2 separate regions of the Homo sapiens genome follow, and region 1 is linked to region 2. The links are chromatin loops, found by intact Hi-C in ENCODE. Cell type or tissue: heart right ventricle. All regions are shown on one strand.

Region 1 (5,000 bases), 61 kb before region 2:
AGGTCATCCACCTGCCTTGGCCTCCCAAAGTGCTGAGATTACAGATGTGAGCCGCCGCACGTGGCCTGGAAATGTGTTCTTCTAAAGTTAAGTACAAGTTCAGTTATCTGACATAGTCACCTACAATTCTGGGTCATACTTTCTTTTGAAACCATGTGCCCCAACTTTTTGTAACAAGCAGCGCTAACTTCATTGTCATTAAAGAAATTATTGCATGCCTAAACTGTAGGATATCTGTTCCTAGATGTTGCTACATCATGTAAACCCTTGATGATAAGACTTCAAACCTTTGACTGAAAAAGAAATGCATCAGTGCTTCAGCTAGGCTTCTACATATGGCTGTTTCATTATGATGTGATACTAAGGGTCAAAAACAAGAATATTCATAGGGCTTTCTCTTTCAAGTGCTGGATCTGCTCATCAGCAGAGTTGATTCCTTCTTTGGGATGAATGACACTGGAGAAATGCGTGTTTTAGTTTTTTGGCTTAACATCACCTCTCTCCCTTTAATAACAACAGGAGTTGTCATAGTTTTGTCTGCTTGTGAGATGGGATACCTCTTCACTGCTTTTTTGGAGTGCCAGGGTTTCTAAAATGTGGATTTTCAGAGTAATAAATTATCAGAGGAGACCATGTTCCACCTTCCCTACTTTGAGAATCTCAGCAAAACTCAGAGTGTGAGGAAGATTCTGTGTCAGCAGCAGCAGCAGCAGCAGCCTGCTTCGTGAGGCTTTGAGATCTAAAGTAGATTTAGTCTCACTGATTGGGAACTCCTAGGTTACAGGCTGCTGTTTTTATTCCACAAATATGAAGCTCACTATTTTTGGAAGCTAACTTGACTCTTGGTAGTGACATATTTTGCTGTTTGCATGTTATAGATCCTGGACCCAATGAGCTGGAAGGAACTAAGGAAGCTGAAAGGATTTGAGACAGATCCTGCAGAGTTCACATGATGGTGCAGGTTGCAGTCAGGAATGGCTTTGCAGGAACTAGGACCCTGGACTCCTCATGCCCACTCTGTCACTTTGAATTAGTGGCATGTTCTTGTGTTACAGTGGTGCTCCTCTGCAGGCCAAGCAGCATAGCTCCCACTTTAGCTCAGCTTATCTCTGGCTGGAGGACTGTGCTTCTCCACAAGAGTCCTTGATGGTAATGGTATTAATCTTCTCAGGCTGCCATGACAAAATGCCACAGTCTGGGTAGCCTAAACAACAGACACTTATTTTCTCACAGCTTTAGAGGCTGGAGATCCAAGATCAAGTTTCCAGCAGAGTTGGCTTCCTGTTCCTGGCTTGTAGATGACCACTTTCCCACTGTGGCCTCATGTGGCCTTGCCTCTGTGTGTGGCACACCTGATGTATCTTCCTCTTCTTAGAAGGCCACCAGTCCTTTTGGATTAGGGCCTCACCCTTATGACTTTATTTAATCTTGATTGCCTCCTTAGAGGCCCTGTCTTCATGTACAGTGACATTGAGTGTTTGGCTTTCAATAAATGAACTTTTGGGGAACACAATATGGTCAATAACATGACCCAGCCACTCAGTAAAATCTGCGGGCAACTGGACTGAACTCTATGCTGGGCAGCTGTATTTTGCGTTACCTAACTGAAGCAATTTCAGTTAAAGGATATTCAGAGAACGTTATTTATTGGGGCATCCTAAATTGAAGTCAGTGTGCAAATTTATCTGGAGTCTGTGAAAGCATTGGGCCACCAGCTAATACATTTAAAGTAATTTTTGGATAGGTCATACATGAGTATGATATGGAATTCAAAAGTATATACAGTGAAAGGTATGTCTCCCTCTCATTCCTCTATCCTAATCTGTGACTAGTGACTATTTTTGTACTGTTGTCTATGCATTGTCAAGCACTCTGTATGGACTCTTTTATTTTCTTTTTACATAAATATAGCATACTTCTAGACTTTGCTTTTTTCACTTAATAAATTGAGATAATTATTCACTATCCTTGCATATGCAGCTAGTATCTTTTTATACACACATATATGTGTGTGTATATATACACACACAGGCTGGAGTGCAGTGGCGCAATCTTGGCTCACTGCAACCTCCACCTTCCGAGTTCAAGCGATTCTCCTGCCTTAGCCTCCTGAGTAGCTGGGATTAAGGGTCAAAACCAAGAATATTCGTAGAGCTTTGTCTTTTAAGTGTTGGATTTGCTCATCAGCAGAGTTGATTCCTTCTTTGGGATGAATGACACAGGCATATGCCACCAAGCCCAGCTAATTTTTTGTATTTTTAGTAGAGATGGGGTTTCACCATGTTGGCCAGGCTGGTCTCGAACTCCTGACCTCATGATCCACCCGCCTTGGCCTCCCAAAGTGCTGGGATTACAGGCATGAGCCACCGCACCTAGCCAATACCTTTATATATTTTACGCTTTATAAAATCTGTAAAATATTTGATAGTATGTATACCACAATTTCCTAGCCAATCTCCTACTGATGGCATCTTAGATTATTATTTCTAGATTATAAATTATAGTTTTCTCACATATACAAACTGGGCTGCAGTAATCACCTGTATACATTATTTCACATATGTGTATATACACACACTCACTTCCATCTGTAGTCTCAGTTCCTAAAAGTGGAATTGCTGTGTCAAGAGGTATTTTTCTACTGGAAAAGAAGTTACTATATTGTTCCCCCTTGTGGTTTGTAGGACAGAATTCTTCAATGGGTCTGAAATATGAGAGAGTTTCCTGGAAGCAGAGAAACCACACAAATTTACTTCACACTGTATGTATTGGCTCATGAATCTCTCACATTCTGGAATGTTCTCCTAGTTCCTTTCTGCCTCATTACTTCCAGCTCACATTCTTCTCTCCTGTGAAGTTTTTCCTGATGACTGCTTTTCTCACTTTTATACTTGGTCTGTACCACACAATGAACATTTGCCACATGGCATTAGGAAACCTGGACTACAGGACTCTCCAACACTTTGCTAAATAGTTTTGCTCTTTGAATATTTCTTGTACAAATTTTTTCCCTAACTAGATCATAAGCTAGAAACCAAAATTTTTTACCTTGCTTCTCTAATGGTAACAGATAATTTTCGTAACGTTTAACAGGATAAGAAAGCACATTTACATCTATATTTTATTCTCTTGTCAACCCTTTGAAGTAGCCAGAGCAGTTATGATTCTAGCACAGAGGTGAAGAAGCTGCAGGTTAAATGCCCAAGTCACACAGCTATGAAGTGGGAAAGCCAAGACTTTAAACCAGTGTTAACTATTCCAAATCAAATTTTCTTTCTACTCTATCATGCCACCTCTTAACATTTAGTAGTGCTGACATTCAGTAACGACTTGTAGAAGGGATTAATAAACAATGTACAAGGAGCTCAAACAACTAAATAGGAAAAAAATCTAACAATCCAATTAAAAATGGGCTAAAAAATCTGAGTAGACATTTCTTAAAAGAAGACATACAAATGGCACACAGGTATATGATAAAATGCTCAACATCATTTATTGTCAGAAAAACGCAAATCAAAACTACTATGAGATATCATCTCACCCAAGTTAAAATGGTTTCTATCCAAAAGACAAGCAATAGCAAATACTGATGAGGATGGGGAAAAAGGGCAGCCTCATACAGTGTTGCTGGAAATGTAATTAGTATAGCCACTATGGAGAACTGTATGGCGGGTCCTCAAAAAACTAAAAATAGAACTCCCATATGATCCAGCAATCCCATTGCTAGGTATATACCCCCCCAAAAAAGGAAATCAGTATATGAAAGAGATATCTGAATCCCATGTTTCTTGCAGCACTGTTTACAGTAGCTAAGATTTGGAAGCAACCTAAGTGTTCATCAACAAACAAATGGACAAAGAAAATGTGGTACATATACACAATGGAGTACTATTCAGCCATAAAAAAAGATGATATCCTGTCATTTGCAACAATATGGATGGAACTGGAGAGCATTACATTAAGTGAAATAAGTGGGGCACCAAAAGACAAACTTCTCATGTTCTCACTCATTTGTGGAAGCTAAAAATAAAAACAACTGAACTCATGGAGATGAGATAGGAGGCGGGACACAACTCCAGAGGCAGGGTTCAGACACCAGACCAAATTGAGGATTAGCTAAAACAGGGATGGGGCGGAAGCAGCTTTCCATAAGACACGTCCACCATTGTGCCATGTCAGTTTACCATTCCCTAGAATGGCAACACCTAGAATTTACTGCCGCTTTCTATGGCAATGACCTGATGACCCAGAAGTTACCACCCATTTCCTAGAAATTTCTGCATAATCTACACCTTAGTTTGTATATAACTAAAAGTGGTTATAAATATGACTGCAGCACTGCCTCTGAGCTGCTACTCTGGGCACACTGCCTATGGGGTAGCCCTGCTCTGCTCTGAGCCGTACCTCTGCTGCTGCTGTACATTGCCATTTCAACAAAAGCTGCTAACACCACTGGCTTGCCCTTGAATTTTTTCCTGAGCAAAGCCAAGAACATTCCTGGGCTGAGTTCCAAATTTGGGGTTCACCTGCCCTTTATCATAGATAGAGAGTAGAATGATGGTTACCAGAGGCTGGAAAGAGTAGTAGGGTTGGAGTGGGGATGGTTAATGGGTACAAAAAATATAATTAGATAGAATGAATAAGTTCTAGTAATTGATAGCACAACAGGGTTATCACAGTCAATAATTTATCAGACATTTAAAAATTAATAAAATAGTATAACTGGAATGTTTGTAACACATAGAAATGTTAAATGCTGAAGTTATAAATACCTGTTTACCCTGATATGATTATTATTAAGCATTGTATGCTTGTATCAAAATACCTCATGTACCTCATAAATATAGGTACCTATTATACTGTGTACCCATAAAAATTAAAAATTAAAAAAAGACTTATAGATTGAACATAAACTTCTATCCAGATGGTCCAGGGAACACCAGAGGCGTAGCAACTTGGGTGGAAAATGCTTCCTGCCTTTTACTCTAGTGAGCCTAGCA
Region 2 (5,000 bases):
GAACATCATTTTAATATTTGAAAACTTAGCGTTACCATCAAGTTTTACTGAAATCACTGAAAAAAGACACTAGCCCCTTAACATTTTTAAACCCAGGGATCAGTCTGATTTTAAGATGAGTCAAATGAATTGAATGTGTAGACAGAAAATTCCAAGCTCTTTATGAGTAAAAAAAAATGTTTACAGAATGCTGTAATGTGATGAGGATTCCGATTATGAGTCCTATAACTCGTGAAGTCGAAAACAAAAGGGCACTTTCTAGCCAGACAGAGATGACCTGTCCTGATTTTACCCTGCGGTGCCTGTTACATAGGCTTGATTAGGAACAGATTTTTTCCAAGTTCCTTTTTTTTGAAAAGAGCGACAGAAATTAGCAGATTTTCATAGGATTTGACTTACTGTTTTATGCCTATGTTATGAATTGGTCAATCTATTTATAGCTGTTTTTAAATGTGTTTTTTAAAAATAACTTTCAAGGTTTCACTGCTAATTGTGCAAAATGTTGAAAACAGAGAAAAGTATAAAGAAGTAAACAAAAATAATCTGACCACCCAGAAATAATCATTATTAATGCTGGCATAATTAATTTTTATAATATATATATAAATATTTGTATGTTTTTAAACACTGTAGAGTCAAGCAATTAATATTGTTTTTCTTCTACTTTCTCATTCAGCAATAAAAAACATTTTTTAAAAACTTTAGAAATTATTTTAAATTTTTTGGCTGGATGCGGTGGCTCACGCCTGAAATCCCAGCACTTTGGGAGGCCAAGGTGGGCAGATCACTTAAGGTCAGGATTTCGAGACAGGCCTGGCCAACATGATGAAATCTTGTCTCTACTAAAAATACAAAAATTAGATGGGCGTTGTGCCGGGTGCCTGTAATCCCAGCTAATCGGGAAGTTGAGGCAAGATGATCACTTGAACCTGGGTGGTGAAGGTTGCAGTCAGCTGAGATCGCACCATTGCACTCCAGCCTGGACAACAGAGCAAGACTCTGTCTCAAACAAACAAAAAAAAGAAATTATTTAAAAATTTTTAGTAGTTGCATAATAGTTCGTTTTTAGAGTTTATTTAACTACCCTCCAACATTGTTCAGCATTTAAATTGCTTCCAGTTTTTCATCATTATAAAATCATGAGGTTAGTTGTTTATATATTTATTCTGTATTTATCCCTTCAGATACATTCCTAAAGTGAACTTACTAGATTGAAAGGAATTTTAAAGGATCTTGAAAAATTTTATCCAATTGCTTTCCTGAAAGGTGGTAATGATTGACACCTCATTAGCAGTATGTGAGAGTGTTTATGCTAGCACTCTCTCAGAACCATGGAGTAGTAAATTTTTAAAGCATCTTTCTCATCTGATAGCCAAATATAAAGGTAATTTAAATTCCCATATGTTTGATTTCTTTGATATATTACTATTGACTAACACAAGTTCTTTTTATATCATATCATATTTAATATAAATTGTCATTGATTGTAAGATGTTTCCTAATTTTAGATAGGTTAAAATGGGAATGAAGAATGATATGGCCTAGAATTGATAAAATGTGATACTATTTTTAACATTTTGTTTTAGTGTTTTTGGTGAATCTTTTTATTAAGTATTTTTATTTTTTATAATGCTTTTTTAATTAACAATTTAAAATTTATGCTATAAAATTAACGAATTTTGTGTTCTTATCTCTTCCTCCTTACTTTAATCCTTCCCTATCAAGAAATAAGATAACTGATCAATTAACTACTCTTTTCAAATTTATATGAAAATTTATGCTGGTGTATGGCATCTCACTCAAATAGTTTATAAAAACTATTTTTTAAACCCATTTTTCCAAGAACAGAATTTTATATACTTGGCCAAATTAAAAGTTATGCAGTGTAGTAGGAGTTTAAAATAGCACAACAGCTTTGGAAATTTGTTTGGCAGTTTCCACTAAAGTTAAATACACCCTACCTTGTGACCTAGCAATTCTGTTCTTGGATATATACCTGAGAGAAATGAATGCATATATTAACAGAAAGACTGATGCAAGAGTGGCCATAGCACATTTAGCCATAATAGCCAAAAAATGAGGACAGTACAGATGTCTAACAATGGAAAATCTGCAAACAAATTGGGGTACACCCATACAATGGAATACTACTGAGCAATAAAAAAACAAGCTATTGATGTACACCAAGGCACAGATGAATCTGAAAACCATTATTTTGAATTTAAAAAGCTAGACAAAAAAGAATACATACTTTATGATTCCATTTGAAATTCAATAACAGGGAAAACTAATATATGGTGACAGATGTTAGAATGATGGTCACATGGCAGAGAGTGGGTATTGACTGGTAAGGGGCACAGGAGGACTTTCTGGGGTGATAGGATGGTGTATATCTTCATCTGGGTGGTATGTACGTAAACATACACACACTTAAGAAATCATCAAGCTCACTTAAGGTTTATGCATTTTGTGGTACATTATACCTTCATTTAAAGTAATGGAAAAAAACTTAAGTACCAAAGAAGCTATGCAATAGAATTTTAAAAACAACAGTTCACTCTACACATTAGTAAAAATTACACAGTATTTCTAAGTTTGGAGTTTGCTAAGTGTTTTCTTATCGTTTTTCTTTGATTACTTCAGATTTTTATGTGTACAACATTATATATGTAAAATATATCACTTAAGGGAATAAAGGAAGGGAACATGAAAGAGATGGCAGTGCTGTAAATGATGTTGTTTTTCAACATAGCAAATGTCGCCTTAGGACAGAAGTCTTGCACTGTAATAACCTCGTTAAATATGGCATTCTGGCTTCAAATGTCCTGATCCCCAGTTATATTAATCAAGTAGACACACGGGATGAATGCCAACTAGCTTTGCTGCCCCAGCCAAACGATATAATTAGAACAGAGTTAAGTTCTAAGCACAGAGCCTCCCTCTGCCAGAAACCCAAGGAGTGAGACACACTATAAAATGAGGGTCCTGCAATTCCTCCCAGCTTGCATTCCCAAAGTAAAAATTTCTTCCATTGTAGTTTAAAAAGAAATTGATGTTAGTAGCAACAGGATCTGATATCCTTTCTTTGTTTTTTTAAGTTGTTGGTTTTTCTTTCATGCTATAAATCTAACGCAATGCAGAGCTGTGTGGAATAAATGGTTCTTTATATATTATAACACTTTATATATATATTTATTATATATATTATATATATATTATATATATATAATATATATATTTATATATATATATTATAAATATATAATATATATATATTTATATATATATATATATTATAACACTTTAACTTTCAAAAGCACTCTACTCTTCACAAAGCACTTTTGCATATAATGTCTAATTTTAGCTCAGACCAGCCTGTAATATAGATAGGACAGATATCAATGATTGCCCCTGTATTTTATTAAAAGAAAACCTTAACTCAAAGAAGTTGGTCCCAGGGCCCAAAGTAAAGCCAGGTTTTCTGACTTCTGGGCCAGCACTGTATCATTGGCTGTGGAGTTGACACCATAGCCACACTTATTCCTGCTCAGGGATCCCTGTTGTACTTTCATACCTCTGGGGATATGGTTTTGGCTAAAAATCTGCTTCAGAAACCCCCTCTCACTCTAAGCAAAATGTCTAAGCAACTCAAGGAAACTAAATCAAATTTAGCCAAGTTTTAAGAATTTTACTTCCTCTGTATGTTTTCTGGATATTACTTTCCAAACTTGTTTCTGTGAGCCTGAAAAGAAAGCAGACTTTTCGTAGAAGGACAGTGCTTGTGCGGTGAGCAGCAATTTACCTTATTGCATTCTTTTTTTTTTCTTTTTTGCTCTATCACATGAAACTGCTATCATATTTGCTTGCCAAAACAAAGTTATTATGTTTATAACTACAGCCAGAATATGATTACTACTGGTGCTATATTGCAGCTTTTTTCCGTTTGTCTTTTCTTTTTTAAAAAATGATGTTTTTAGGCTGGGCACAGTAGCTCACACCTGTAATTCCAGCACTTTGGGAGGCCACGGTGGTGGATCACCTGAGATCAGGAGTTCCAGACCAGCCTGGCCAACATGGCAAAACCCTGTCTCTACAAAAATACAAAAATTAGCCAGGCATGGTTGTATGTGCCTATAGTCCCAGCTGCTTGGGAGGCTAATGTGGGAGAAACACTTGAACCTGGGAGGCGGAGGTGGCAGTGAGCCTAGATCACGCCACTGCACTGTCCAGCTGGGCAATAGAACGAGACTCTGTCTCAAAATAAATAAACAAATTTTAAAAATAAATAAATAAATATGATGTTTTTAAATAATTGGCCCAACCATTTCAGATCAAGCCCATTAGCAGAATTGTCCCCACAGTGTGGCACTAGGTCAGTGGGATTGAGGATATGGTAGGATGAGACTGGTGTCTACTTACTTGACTTAATCAACACCACATAGCAAGTGATGACTAGATCATCCCCATCACAAGGACTTCCTGTATAGGAGACATAGAAAGATGGAAAAGTATAGAAGGAAATAACTTAATGATGTGAAGTTCACCATCACAAGGAACAGGGAAAAGCATGGCTCCCGTCCATTATTTTCTTCACCATTCATACCTCTTTCCTAGATTATTTCAGAATGTTGATTTAGAATCATATTTTCCAACTTCATTTTCTGTTCATCCACTTAACATAGCCTACATTTCAACCCATACATATCATAATACAGGTTGAGTATCCTTTAACCCAAAATGCCTGGGACCAGAAGTGTTTCACATCTCGAATTCTGGAATATTTGCATTATACTTACCAGTAACCACCCCTCATCTGGAAATCCAAAATCCAGAATGCTGCAGTGAGCATTTCCTTTGAGCACCATTTTGGCACTCAAAATTTTCCAGATTTTAGAGCATTTCAGAGTTTGGATTTTCAGATGAGGGAAACTCAACTTTTGCTTCTTCTATATGTTGAGTTATGTAAATCCCTTCTTTTTGAATTTCTTTCCTCCACTGTA

Evidence for each region. Hi-C counts contacts between places; a loop is a spot of excess contacts. Peaks named below come from ENCODE experiments on the same cell type or tissue, not always from the same donor. Only the 100,000 strongest peaks of a DNase experiment are listed, where the experiment ranks them.
Region 1: a loop joins it to region 2, with 2.0 times the contacts of the local background. A loop is called at or near these places in 11 of 110 quality-filtered maps.

The regions. Positions count from the first base shown.
Region 1 is chr4:140,994,719-140,999,718 of GRCh38, reverse strand. The region is part of intron 1 of RNF150 (ring finger protein 150); the gene reads left to right. Among named protein-coding and RNA genes, the nearest start is that of RNF150, 140 kb to the left of the region's middle. In heart right ventricle, a CTCF peak has its summit at 2,672 (motif pointing left); a DNase peak (open chromatin) is centred at 4,428; H3K27ac peaks cover 2,279 bases.
Region 2 is chr4:140,933,285-140,938,284 of GRCh38, reverse strand. All of the region lies in intron 4 of RNF150 (ring finger protein 150), which reads left to right. Among named protein-coding and RNA genes, the nearest start is that of TBC1D9, 180 kb to the right of the region's middle. In heart right ventricle, no CTCF peak of the experiment used is centred here; a DNase peak (open chromatin) is centred at 2,890; H3K27ac peaks cover 3,041 bases.